Regions from separate parts of the Homo sapiens genome. Here all the other regions are linked to region 3. A link is a contact called in ENCODE Hi-C or POLR2A ChIA-PET data. All regions are on one chromosome and are shown on one strand. Each heading gives the region's core, a stretch centred on a gene start or an enhancer-like site at or near the end of the contact. The rest is flanking DNA. Distances are from core to core; before and after follow the strand shown.

Region 1 (4,545 bases), core at 1,545-4,044, 97 kb after region 3:
CATATAAATCAAATGTACACATGTACAATTTTAAGTTGTAATGCACGCATGCTACTTCCTCTGTAAGTGGGGGAGGTAGAACAGTTATCAGTAGGATAAGTAAAGTGAGATTCTTAGCTTCAAAGGAGAATTCAAAACATGTATTGAAAGGTGAGATACTTCAGAAACTATAACTTGCTGTCCCTTCTAGTGGAGCACTTGATTAGAAAATACATATTTTTACATATTTTTAAGTCTCTGATTCTTCTTTGAAATTCAGTAATACCCAGCATTTTCTGTAACTGCCCTCCTCTGCACCCTTTCCCTAAATAGTTTATCTGATTGGATAAACTATTCCTCTTCTCTGCTCCTTCACCTTTCATGGATAGGTCTAAAAGAGATCAATTTTGAACAGACCTAAAATTTCTTTAGCATTTTAGCTCATTTTCTGACCAATAGTGGAAGGCTTTAATTACATATGTCGAATATTCTCATTTGCTTCTCCTGTCCTCTTGAGAAATAGAAAATTTGAGAATAAGTAGTACTATTGGTGGTTGACTCCTTGGTAAAACATTCAAGATGGGAAAAACAGATGTCAAATTATTTTTGTCTTTTGTCCTAGAAAAATGGCTACAATGAAATTTTCTATATTTAAAACCTTCCATTCAAAGAGTACTTCTTTTTTGCTAAGAGGCAATAAAGAACTGGTGTCCTCAGTGACCTATTCCGCTTTGCTTTTATTAAGACTATCTAAACTCTACCGTGGTAGGACTATTGAGATTTGTACAGTGAATGTTCAAAATGAGTGCTGTTGATAGTGCCTCTGGAATTAGGTTGGTATTAGAAACTTGAGGTTTCCTGAGGGTGATTTGTGCAGACTCTATGGCCCTTTGTTGCGGAGATAGGAGTTCAGTGGAATGATGTATAGCAGCCCCTGTCTGTCCACCCCCAGCTCAACAAGGTTTCTAGGAGGTTTAACTGGAGCCAGACTGTATTTGGGAAATGAATTGAACACCAAGCTGAAGGTTTTAACTCTACTGATAGAGGAGAATTTGTGGGGAAGGTGTTTGGTTGATGTTATTTTTTAATTGAAATTGAAGATAGTTCAGGAATCATTTTATTAGAGAGAGAGTGTATGTCTGTGCCTCTGTTCTCTGTGTGTATACGCAGCTGATTTCTGTTTTTGGTTGTTTTACTTAAATGTTAAATGTAATCATTCACAGCCTGCTAACTTTTGATGGAAAAAACCAGTGCAAATATAGTATGTTAATCTACACATGTAAATTAAAATTTGACTACAAATATTGCAGTCTGAGAGTCTATTAAAATAAGATACTTTTAAAATGAAGATATCTTTTGTTAAATGTATTTTTGCTGCCTAAGAGATGGCAATTCTGGGAAGCTGTAGGCTTGGTGGTGTAATACATTGTTCTGAAGGGGAAATATTTATACTGACTCTTGAAAACAGGAATTGCGAACTGATTTTGGACACTTTCTCTTTTCTTATTTGTTAACAAAATGAGTTTTTGGTGAAAACTAAATTGTTGCTTCTTCTAATGAAAAATCGTAACTTAACAAGTGAAACTTGCTTACGGGATCATTTTTCCCAGGGACGTGACAATTAACATGGTGCATAGTATGCATTTTAGGTTGCTAAACATAACACCCAGTTGGTAATCATAAAAACTGCCTGTGACTTCTGTTGTGACTATATCATTTAACCCTTGTGTTTTCTTCAATGAGAGATAAACTCTTTGAGAATGCAGATTATAGATGATACTTCATCTGTCCCTTAAAATTTATGAAGTACTTGGTACCTTCTTCAGCTCTTGTCCCTTGACACTTGACTGCTCTGGGGCTCCCTGACACCAACTTGAATTAGAAGACGAATGGGATAAAAGAGTGTTTTGTTGTAATTTACAAGTCTGTTTTGTAATTTTTATGGCTAATTAATGAGGTAATTACTAATCACCTTTGTCTCAAGTTTAGGAATTGTTCAAAAACTCAGTCTAAAAAAGCATGCCTTTTTCAGTGGAAAACACTTGAGGAAGTTTTTTGATTGATTTGTTTATTTTTTTCCTCTGGAAAAGAAACCTGAAGAAGTTTTAGACAAACAGGGAATGACTTGAGTCTTTATAATTTACTTCTAGCATTCTTCATACATGTCTTTTCTTTCTTTCTTTTTTTTTTTTTTGAGATAGGGTCTTGCTCTGTTGCCCAGAATGGAGTGCATTGGCACAGTGACAGCACACTGTAGCCTTAACTTCCCGGGCTCAAGTGATTCTCCTACCTCAGCTTCTCCAGTAACTGGGACCACAGGTGCTCGTCACCACACCTGGCTAATTTTGTTTTCTTTTTTCTCTATAGAGATGGGTCTCACTGTGTTTCCCATGTTGGTTTCAAACTTGGACTCAAGCCATTTGTGGGGATTACATATATGGCTGCACTCAGCCATACATATGTCTTAATAAAGTTTAAGCCATACATGTGTCTTATAATGTTTAGGAATCCGAGGCTGAAGAAATATACGAGGGCCTTATCAGCAATGACCAGTAATGTCATTATCAGGTTTTCCTGGGCTTTGATGTGAATTTGAATGAAATCACAATCCTAGGAGATTGTTTTTCTTTTGGGTGTAAATTAGTAAGTTCAGAAACAGTATTTTGCCTTCATATGATTTAGGGTTAAAGTAATTATTGTAACTCTAAAATAATAATTTTTTTTTTGAAAACCATACACTCTGCTATGGATTTTTTTTCTTACATTGTTCAAAAGTATGTGATGATGTAACTCTGGGGTATGAGTCACTCGGATGCACAAAGCACCTCAGCAGGCTGGTGATATGACATTTTTGTTTTATTTGCTCTGGTGCTTTACAAAGATCTGGGGAGGCTGTTTTAAAATAAACATTTCCCTGCTAAGGATGATAGAAGTTAAACAGTTTTAATAGGAGTGCTGATGGACTTGTTCCCGACTTCCTGCCCCTTTTCGTCAGGGACATAAAGAGAAAGGAATCATCATATTCTTTAAGATGATCTTCAGGAATGCTTTAAACCCCCATCTCTGTGTTGACTCACTTGCGAGACCGGCGACTGCTTTTGGGTTCTAGGAAGGACGGTTGGTCCAGTCTGCCACCTTGTGGTTATTTACAGAATTATTTCAGCCTGTATAGGTGTGAGTTTTCTGAAGCCGTAACACACAGATTGAAAACACATTTCCTGCATTTCTTTCTCTCCCTGTTCTCAGGGAGTGCTTAAGATCATGCATACCACCACCCCTGCAGGAATGTTGCCCTTTTCTTTCTTTGCACCCAGCACATCCACCGTTCGTTGCTAGATGCAGAGCTGAGAAAGAGATGTAAGAGAAGACGAGTGTCTTTGTTCAAGGTGCTTCTCTGATCGAGGACATAAAATACAAACCTATTAAAGTGCCCACATAGAGCACATGTGAAGGCCCTAATGTGAATGGTCAAGGTGGTAAGAACTTTAGAGGCTCAGAAAGGAAGTGTTCACTGCCAGTGTTAAATGGGGTCTTGGAGCAGAGGAGGATGGAAGAGTGTTTGGAGGGACTTTGTGTTAGGCTGTACCCAAAGACTGCTGGTCATCATGTGGAAAGGGTACAAGAGGTTGTTGGTGTTTGGGTTTCATTCCAGTGTGGGGAGCCTTGGAACGAGGTGGTTTGAACATGGTGTGCTTGACACAGTGTTAGCAGATACGTGCTCTGGAGGTAACAGGCACCCTCCGCCCCCACCTCAAAGACAGCATTAGCCTTGTTTGGGAAATTCGTGGGTAAAGTTATTAGTCCCTCTCCTGCATGAACTTTAATGTAGTTTGTGAACCTGGCAGAAATATATGCTATACAATGTTGTATAGGACAAGGTACTGTGGGGCATATTTTGGGAAATACTGCAAAAAAATGTTAAAAAGGTTTAACCTGACAATATGCTACTGATGTGTTATATTGAATTACTTCAATATAACAGGTTTTTTTCAAATAATACTTCAGTTGTGTGGATATATTTTGGAAGAAAATATATACAAAATTTTAATTTGTTTTCTAATACCATCCACAGATGAAAAAATATCCAAGAACGGTGCTAAATTAAATTAGGTCTTCAAAGTCAGTTTCAGTAACTCCAATGTGACCTGAAACTTGTGGGAAACCTCTTGTAATTTTAAACAATGTTAAGAGTGAAGTGTAAATATTATAAGGAATGTTTTAAAGGTAGAAAGTCTGTAGGTCCAAATGTTAATGGAATGCATGCAGAATTTTTTTTAACGACTTCATTTTAAGTGTTGTAAAACAGTCTTGAGCTATGGAAGGTAAACTTACATTAGAGAGGAAAATACTTACAGTTTGTTGTCCAGCTCTGCCAGTCTTAAATATGTTCCTAGCCAATCTTTCTTGGAGGAAAAATTAAGTGGCTGTTTTCAAATTGGAAAATTTCCCCATTCTCCTCTTTCTCAATCTTAAGGATATGAGATTTCTTACCAATGTCATTTGGAAAGTATATTTATAACAGATGTGATAAAATATATGTCAGGTACACTTCTCTTTAAACCTAAT
Region 2 (4,328 bases), core at 1,326-3,825, 120 kb after region 3:
AGGATGTCTGCTGTGTCCCCTGTATTTTCAGTATAAAGATGAAATGTCTTCAATATTTTCATCAGCTTTCAGAGTTCTTATTGATCTTACTGACTTTTCCTGTTTTGTTGGTTGCAATTCCTTGTAAATGAATTGCTATTGTTTGGAAAATAAGGATTTTTTTTGAAAATCTTAAAATGGTGTTTTCTTTCTTCAGAGTTTTTAATTATAAATGAAGTAATTTCCTTACAATTTAGAACTTTTAAGAAATAGAATAAAAATTACCCTCTACTTTAAAAATGTCATTTGTTTTCTTATTGTGGGAATTTATATATAATTGATATATTTACATATAACTCAGTATTATGAATAATATCATTTTATAATAAAATATCAGTATTCCAACAGTGGAAATTGTAAATACCAAAGCCCTTAACTCTTGTTAGTCCTCCTTCTAAAATTTGGCGTATACTTCATGTTTTAGTACATGCACTTTATATTTCTTTTGGCTTGATATCATTGTTGGGGTTGCTTACTGTGCTGTGTTGCATTAACTTATCTAGTGAGCTTGCTTTGTGCCATTTGACTATACAAAAATAAATAATGAAAACTTTGTCTATCAGCTTATAGCTCAGCGCTCCATCAGAGGAGTAAAAATATACAAATTTTTAAACTGTAATAAATCCAGTAACAGAAATGATGTAATGTATTTGTGAAAAAGATTAAAATTATTGTGTATCTGGAAAGCCATCTGTCTATTGGAAGGTGGCCATTGTTAGAACTTATTTTTTTGAAGCCGTGGAACACTTTGTTCATAGAAAATCCTGTTCAGCCCAACAATAGTAGCTATTATGGTTGAAAGAGGTTTGGACGCCTTGAAATCCCAAGGGCTCTTGACATTGAAAACCTCTGATCTCAACTGTCTGCGGGACGCCTATAAAAGGATAGAGGATAATTTGTTGTAAATAAGTAATTTTCACTGTGGTTTTTTGGCATAATCGTATATTTGAGAGCACAAGTCTAAGCTGGCCAGAAGTCTGTAATAACAGCAGTGTAGGTGAGCAAAAATGGGACCCTGAACTGTAGCAAAGGGTTTCGATAGAGACTTGGGAGGGGAACCCGCAGAATGTGATGATAGGCTGTGAAGAGGGAGAAGCTTCGGAAGTTGTCCCTTTATCTTTTGGTTGGAGGGTGTTGGTGAGACCGCAGATACAGGAAAATAAAGGTGTTTTTCTATTTTTTGGTCATGGGTGGCTGGCCCTCTGGAGTTCCTTGTGGTCCCCATGTAGTTATTGGAACCTTTGTTAGTCTTCATTTTATTTCACTTTCTTGTTTTATAGGCATGTGATCAATAGCCCTCGATGATGATTCCTGTCTCCTTTTCTCCAGATGCCAACAGCTTTGTCTTTTGAATGTGATACTGTGCGGTATTACATCCTGGATAGTATAAAGTGACCTTTCTAAAATAGCACCAAAATTGGTATTTGATGCTATATGTGGTTCTCAGTTGTGCCGAACCTGTCTCAGATAGCTGTGTCGTGTGCTCGGCTCAGCCACTGTTTCTGGACATTTTGCCTATTCTTTCTCACAAAGCAATCGCCATCTTTTTGCTTCTCTGTTTTAATGACCTTGTTAATGCTGTCCATGTGAAGCATTTAGAGGAGCTTCCTCACTCCCCTGGGCCGCTTCAGGCTTGGCCATATTGCACTTGCTCTGCTAGAGTGGGAGGAGTCTCTTCTTGTACCCCATACACCCTCCTTGTTTCATATTTTGTCAGGATCATCTGGGAAAGCACTAACTTCTAGTTCCAGTTTGCTTAGATTTTGCATGGGCACCATTCTTTCTGTTTCTGTTTATTGCTTCTCCACTCCCGAAAACCCCCCAAAACTTAGATGGCCATGTTTGTGGCTGTTGGGAGTCTTGTTTTGAGCTGATGGTCTTCTAGGATCAGCATCCTTTACCCACAGCCACTTCCGCAACGCCTGCCGCTCTGTTTTCTTTCAACTCTCTTTTCTCTCCTTGTCAGTCCCCCTTGGCTTTTCTTTCTTTCTTCGTTTTTTTGGCGGAGTTTTGCTCTTGTTGCCCAGGCTGGAGTGCAGTGGCATGATCTTGGCCCACTGCAACCTCCGCCTCCTGGGTTCAAGCGATTCTCTTGCCTCAGCCTCCCGAATAGTTGGGACTATAGGCACCCACCACCATGCCTGGCTAATTTTTGTATTTTTAGTAGAGACGGGGTTTCACCATGTTGGCCAGGTAGATCTCAAACTCCTGACCTCAGGTGATCCACCTGCCTCTGCCTCCTAAAGTGCTGGGATTACAGGCGTGAGCCACTGTGCCTGGCCTCCATGAGCAACCTTTTTGGCTGACTGGGCCTCACTTAAGTTTTCACATTGTATTAACAGCTGAATGAAGTAGCATTTTCACAGTTATTTTCTTGCCCTCTAATAATTGTCTTTGCTGATTTAATCAGTTTTCTTTGGACTTAGTAGTTTTTTGTTCTTTCAGTTCCCTTGTCAACTTCAACTTGATCGCTTGCATTTACTGGCCACCTCCTTAAATGAGAATGTGGAGCGGCACACACAGCTCTTTCCCATGGAGAGAGTGCCACCTTGTGGATCTCTAGGATATTGCCGAGGAGGCTCTTAGATCCTGGCTCCATTTTTCCATTTACTGGTAAACTGAAGTTCACATCTTTGACTTTCAAGCACTTTAATACCTTACCTGGGTTCCTGTCTATTCAGTTCATTAATTTACTTATTAAGAAAATATTTGAGTGCCAATCAAGCATTATGTAGTGTATATATTGGGGGTACTTAAGAGTTAGAGGAGTTTAAAAACTATTGAGGAGAAACTCCCAATGTGAATAATTATGACGTTCTGGCACCTGCGTCACGTGAGCATGTACACAGGGCACTGGGAAGCTGGAAGAAAGCGACTCACTTTCCTTGGAATATACCAAAACACTTCTCAGAGGAGGTGATAGTTAACCTGGAACTAGAAGGATGAGTAATAAATTTACAAGAGAAAATATACTATTTAGAAGCTAGACTGCAGGTTTGTTCAAAACCTTTGTGGCATAGGTGGAAAAAAAAATGTGTGGCCTGGCCGAACAGGATGAAGTTTGCAGCATAAGGAATGTTGGGGTTGGGAGCAGAAAGCAAAGCTGTAGGTTGGTCCTTTCAGAGACGATCGTAAGAGAGGAAAGGAGATGAGGAAGATGAAGAGAACTAGTATTTTTTGTTACCATCATGCAAGGTACTGCATATATATTGTTTCATTAAATAAAAGGAGCTCTGTGAAGAAGGCATCAATGTCTTCCATTTTGCAGTTGAGGAACTAGAATCTCAGAATTTGACTTTACCACGATCACGTGGCTAGCGTGGAAGAAGGAATCTGTGCTCCAGAACCTGCGCTCTTTGCACAGCATTTCCTGCTTCCTTCATGGGCTCTGCCAGGGGGTTTGGACCTTCTCCTGTGAAGGACCATGGGGTTCATCAGAAGGATGTCATCTGATCCGATTTACCTGAGCAAATGATCACTGAAATGTTTCCCAGCTTCTACTAGGCATGATGCGCAGTTCCTGCCTTGAAAGGAAGTTCATTGTAGTTGGAAGAAGATGCTCAGGAATAAGAAATCATTACAGAAAAACATAAAACAATGAAATTAGATGGGCTAAGTATTTTAGAGTTTGGAAAACAGTGAGTGAGAAGATTTTCTTAAAGTAGTAGTTTTTGAGCCATCTCTTAAGGTACAGTGGGATGTAGAGGGTAGATGGAGAGAGGTAAACATCTTGAACAGCATGGCAGAGTTGGAATGAACAGAAGGAAAGCAGCCTGTCAGGAGCAGCAGGTTATGTTGAGGGGTAGTAGGAAGGAAGGTGGGAGAGGTGAGGGGGTCAGATCAAGTATTTCCCTCATGCCCATTATTCTTTGTTTAGACTTGGGATAATGCTCAGCGGGGATCATACAGTTCTGATTGCCCCAGAGGCTTTCTATCTGTTTACATTGGAAGGTGAACTGATCATTTTATAATGGTCTGTATTTGGTTTTGTTTGGCCTCGTTAATTTCCTTCCTGTTGATGAAAAACAGAAACAGGAGCCTTTTAGAGTTTCTCGTTATAAACCAGGGCTTTTGTGACTTCCGTTTTGTCCATTGTGGGATGAGATGTATTGAAATGAAATCAGTTGTCCATTGTGGTTCCTAGCTCAAGATCCTGTGGTCAAATTCTGAGATTCTAAGAAGGATTTGGTCTTCTGTAAGCGTGAATTCCCCTGATTAGAGAGACTCGCAAGTACTGCTTTCCTATACGAACCTCTTTAGTCTTCAGATTTCTGTTTTTTGCCCAGTAC
Region 3 (4,362 bases), core at 1,712-4,211:
TATTATCCGTGATATTCAAAGATTAACTTGTCATCAAGTATTGTGTAAACAAAATCTAAAGGTTATTATTTTCCTTTAACATTTTTTTCTAACCATACTTTAAAATACCACTGCATTGTATTGGATCATTTTGTAATTGTGTTTCTATAATGATGAGAGATTTCTAGTAGATGAGTGGCCTGGAAAAAATTCAAAGAGACAGCGTGGCATAATGAAAGCTTTTAGAGGTGGGCCAACTTGGATTTGAATCCTGTGTGATAATCTTGGTCACTTTAACTTCATCTGTGCCAACAGCGTGTAGGACAAAGCAATCATATCTGGTGACAGGATGTGTCATAGACCAATACTCAGGGACTTCCACTATGCATAAATCACCAACATTCACATTTTTAGATCCAATTAAAATAGTGATGCCATGACTATCAAGCATCAAGCAGAACATAATTTGACTCATCTTTTTTTTTTTTTTAAATTCTGAAAGCTCTTCAGTATTTTGTAATGAGGGCTCACAGTTTACAGTGATGAACATCCATGAGCGTTGGATAATGCTAAAACTTTTGCTTCACCATTTACAGCAGAAAAAAAACCCTGGCTGGTGGCACTAATTTTTTTTCCATGTAATCAAGAAGATTTTGCCACTAACTAGGCCTTTAAACCAATAGTTGGCTTTTAGTTTCTCTAATGATGGGGACGGTGGTGATGATGAGGATGATGCTGACATTTATAGGGTACTGTGTACTATGTGCTTCACACATGTTAATTCTCCCAACAACTGTGAGTCAGACACTATTGTCCCGATTTTACAGGTGAAGAACTTGCAGCTCAGAGGGTTATTAAAACAAGATCACACTTCCAATAAGCATTAAAACTTATCCTCAAACCTTGGTCTGTGTCATTCTAACACTTTCACTGATGGCTAAAGATTACCAACTCCCAAAAGATTGCTCTTTTGACCTATAGTTTTAATTCTGGGTGATAAGTTTACTCTGTTATTATTATACAGCATACAGCAAGCTATAATTAATTTCATGGTTACTTCTATTTTTGTAACTGCTGTTTTGATTTCTATTAGTTGAAATATCTATCTATGTAATGTCTTGTTACTAGAATAGTAATGGGACAACCAGCATATCATGAAAAAACCCAGCATATTATGAAAAGCATTTTATTTTAAATGCCTAATAAAAGCATGTTATTTTCATTTACAGTTTGAATACATGTTCACAATTTAAAATATAGGAAAAGTAGGGGTAAAGTCCTGATGTCCATTTTTTAATGGTAATAAACAGTAATAAATACTTTAAAACATACTTAAACAATTTTTTCCTTCTTTTCTTTCTTTTTTTCTTTAGAGATAGAGTCTTGCTCTGTTGCCCAGGTTGGAGTATAGTAATACAATCATAGCTCACTGCAGCCTCAAACTCCTGGGCTCAAAGGATTCTCCCACCTCAGCCTCCAGAGTCGCTGGGATTACAGACATGCATCACCATTCCTGGCACTAAACAGATTTTTTTTTTTTTTGAGATGGAGTCTCGCTCTTGCCCAGGCTGGAGTGTAATGGTGCCGTCTCGGCTCACTGCAGCCTCCACCTCCTAGGTTAGACCGATTCTCCTGCCTCAGCCTCCCGAATATCTGGGATTACAGGCACCTGCCACCATGCCTGGGTAATTTTTGTATTTTTAGCAGAGACAGGATTTTGCCATGTTGGCCAGGATGGTTTCGAACTCCTGACCTCAGGTGATCTGCCCACCTTGGCCTCCCAAAGTGCTAGGATTACAGGCGCGAGCCACTGCGCCTGGCCTAAACAGATTTTCTTTTTTTTTGAGACAGAGTTTCGCTCTTGTTGCGCAGGCTGGAGTACAATGGTGCGGTCTCGGCTCACCACAACCACAATCTCCGCCTCCCAGGTTCAAGTGATTCTCGTGCCTCAGCCTCCCAAGTAGCTGGGATTACAGGTGCCTGCCACCACGCCTGGCTAATTTTTGCATTATTAGTAGAGATGGGGTTTCTCCATGTTGGTCAGGCTGGTCTCAAACTCCTGACCTCAGGTGATCTGCCGCCTCGGCCTCCCAAAGTGCTGGGATTACAAGTGTGAGCCATCACACCTGGCCCAGATTTTCTTTTAATGTGTTTTTCTTAGGAGGGTTTTTCTTGGGAGGGAAGGTTAGCTTCTTTGGTTTCTAACCCAACGTTTGAGGTTAGTAATACTTTCTTATAAATTACTCTCATTATTTAATAAGATGGCATGCTTTATAAACCCAGCTGTATTAGAAATGTATAATCAAATTTTTCTTTTACACTTTTAAAATTTATTGAAAAATTTCTTTCCTTAAAGCAGATGTTACCAAACTCAGGAGACCAAAGTCCCATTGGTTAATTCATTTCGAACTCAGTGTTAAAGCATGATACAAAGAGATCTTTAATTACCTAGAAAGAAACTCTTAGGTAACAGAGTGATGATGACTAATATACTGGAAACAAAATGAAAACAGAAGCTTTCAATTTAATGGAACAAAGTAATATCCTGTCAAATAAAGTACTGAAACTGAGATATGTAAACCAATGCTATTACGGTAGCAAACAGGTGGCACTTTCATTTTCTTTTCCAATTACCAAAGAGGGGATGTAATCAAGAGTCTCAAGTTTATATATAAATAACATAGAAAAAAAGGCAAGCTACCTCTAAAAATCATATTTTTAAATGTGAAAAAAAGCAGAGGACTGGGGAGACAGATATTTGAAAGTTAAATCTAAACTTTGATTTTATTTTTTTGATTTTGCTTCAAAAATTAAATGGAAAGTAAAGGGGGAAAATCGGAAAGAACAGCATACAAATAATGTTTGTTAAAGAAAGTTTTCAGTGTATTATGTATTTTACGTCATGATTCCTGTGCAGTCATGAGCACCAAAGCTTGCTCTGAGATCCAGAACAGTGCCTGGCTTTGTAGTACATCTCCAATAAATATCCCTTAAATAAATAAATAAATCCCCAAGCAATTGGCAGGAATCCAGACTAGAACTTGATAGCACTAGTTCTACACCAAGTTTCTGAATTTCGAAAAGATGAGAGTGCGGAGTTCCTACTGGCATGGAAATGGCTCTGTCCTAAGGGCAAATAGTGCCCCAGTGGAGAAACACTGAGGGCTTCAAGACTTCCTCTACTCAAATGCCAATATTTTTCATATAAGCACTTCACTAAGTTGGTCAGCACTTTTTATCTTAGGCTGAATAAATTTGAGAGAACCTTCCAAAGCCTGGGTATTTAATGGAGAATGGCTGAGGGTTAGAAGGTGAAGAAAGCTTGATGACTGCATGGGTGGATTGTAAGGAAAGACATGGGATTGTGTGGGTGGATTGTAAGGAAAAGCAGGAAGTAAAAAGACAAATTTCTCACTTGACATTGGAGATAGAGGTGGTCCTACACAACTTGAACATTACCTAGTTTCCTAGATCAATATGATCCAGTGGACAAACTAATTTGTCATGTAAAAACCAACTGGAGGCCAGGCATGGTGGCTCATGCCTGTAATCCCAGCACTTTGGGAGGCTGAGGCGGGTGAATCACTTGAGGTCAGGAGTTTGAGACCAGCTTGGCCAACACAGTGAAACCCCATCTCTACTAAAAATACAGAAATTAGCTGGGTGTGGTGGTGCAAGCCTGTAATCCCAGCTACTCAGGAAGCTGAGACAGGAGAATCACTTGAACCTGGGAGGTGGAGGTCGCAGTGAGCTGAGATCATGCCATAGCACTCCAACCTGGGTGACAGAGTGAGATCCCATCTCAAAAATAAATAAATAAATAATAATAATAATAACTGGAAACTTTAAAACACTGTCATGGTGTGTTTGTGTCCCTCCCAAAATTCATGTGTTGACATCCTAACCTCCAAAGTGATGTTTTTTAGAGGTGTGGCCTTTAGGGAGGCAATTAGGTCATGAGGGCTCCACCCACATGAATGGAATTAGTGGCCAAAAAAAGAGACTCCAGAGAGCTTCCTTGCCCCTTCCACCATGTGAGGACACAGCAAGAAGCTGCCTTCTAAGAAATCAGGAAACTGATCCTCACCAGACACCGAATCTGCTGGTGCACACCCTGTTCTCAGGCTTTCTAGCTTCCAGAACTGCGAGAAATAAATTTCTGTTTTTTATAAGCTACCCAGTTCCAGGTATTTTGTTATAGCAGCCTGAGCAGGCTAAGACAAATATACTGATTTCTGTTCAAGAAGTCTTCTAGTCAAGAAGACTTGGGGTTTTTGTATTGGCTGTTTTCATGGCAAATTGTTTGGTTTTACCAAGCCAGAGATCAACCATATATTTAAAGCACAAAAATTTGGAATCCTGAATTTCATTTGGTTTCTGCTT

What was found. Hi-C counts contacts between places; a loop is a spot of excess contacts on that map. ChIA-PET counts read pairs that join two places held with the same protein, here RNA polymerase II (POLR2A). Pooled maps may share reads with other maps.
Region 1: a map with no recorded cell type shows a loop between it and region 3 (7-fold over the local background). The contact joins two enhancer-like sites. A Hi-C loop is called at or near these places in 1 of 168 maps with a recorded cell type or tissue (PC-9), 12 of 37 single-sample maps with no recorded cell type and 14 of 50 pooled maps. POLR2A ChIA-PET finds 5 or more read pairs at or near these places in 5 of 52 experiments (GM10248, GM12878, H1 and 2 more).
Region 2: a loop to region 3 is called in a map with no recorded cell type, with 6 times the contacts of the local background. The contact joins two enhancer-like sites. A Hi-C loop is called at or near these places in 4 of 37 single-sample maps with no recorded cell type and 11 of 50 pooled maps. POLR2A ChIA-PET finds 5 or more read pairs at or near these places in 1 of 52 experiments (activated naive CD4-positive, alpha-beta T cell).

Annotation. Positions count from the first base shown.
Region 1 is chr4:159,172,602-159,177,146 of GRCh38, forward strand. All of the region lies in intron 1 of RAPGEF2 (Rap guanine nucleotide exchange factor 2), which reads left to right. Among named protein-coding and RNA genes, the nearest start is that of MIR3688-1, 46 kb to the left of the region's middle. RefSeq lists an enhancer at 2,785-3,517. Within about 2 kb of position 2,795, at least 14 of the 41 ENCODE cell types and tissues checked have a DNase peak (open chromatin) inside an H3K27ac peak, as active enhancers do.
Region 2 is chr4:159,200,581-159,204,908 of GRCh38, forward strand. The region is part of intron 3 of RAPGEF2 (Rap guanine nucleotide exchange factor 2); the gene reads left to right. Among named protein-coding and RNA genes, the nearest start is that of MIR3688-1, 74 kb to the left of the region's middle. Within about 2 kb of position 2,576, at least 3 of the 41 ENCODE cell types and tissues checked have a DNase peak (open chromatin) inside an H3K27ac peak, as active enhancers do.
Region 3 is chr4:159,075,335-159,079,696 of GRCh38, forward strand. It overlaps a transcript of SPMIP2 not described here. Among named protein-coding and RNA genes, the nearest start is that of RAPGEF2, 26 kb to the right of the region's middle. RefSeq lists an enhancer at 2,417-2,566. Within about 2 kb of position 2,962, at least 5 of the 41 ENCODE cell types and tissues checked have a DNase peak (open chromatin) inside an H3K27ac peak, as active enhancers do.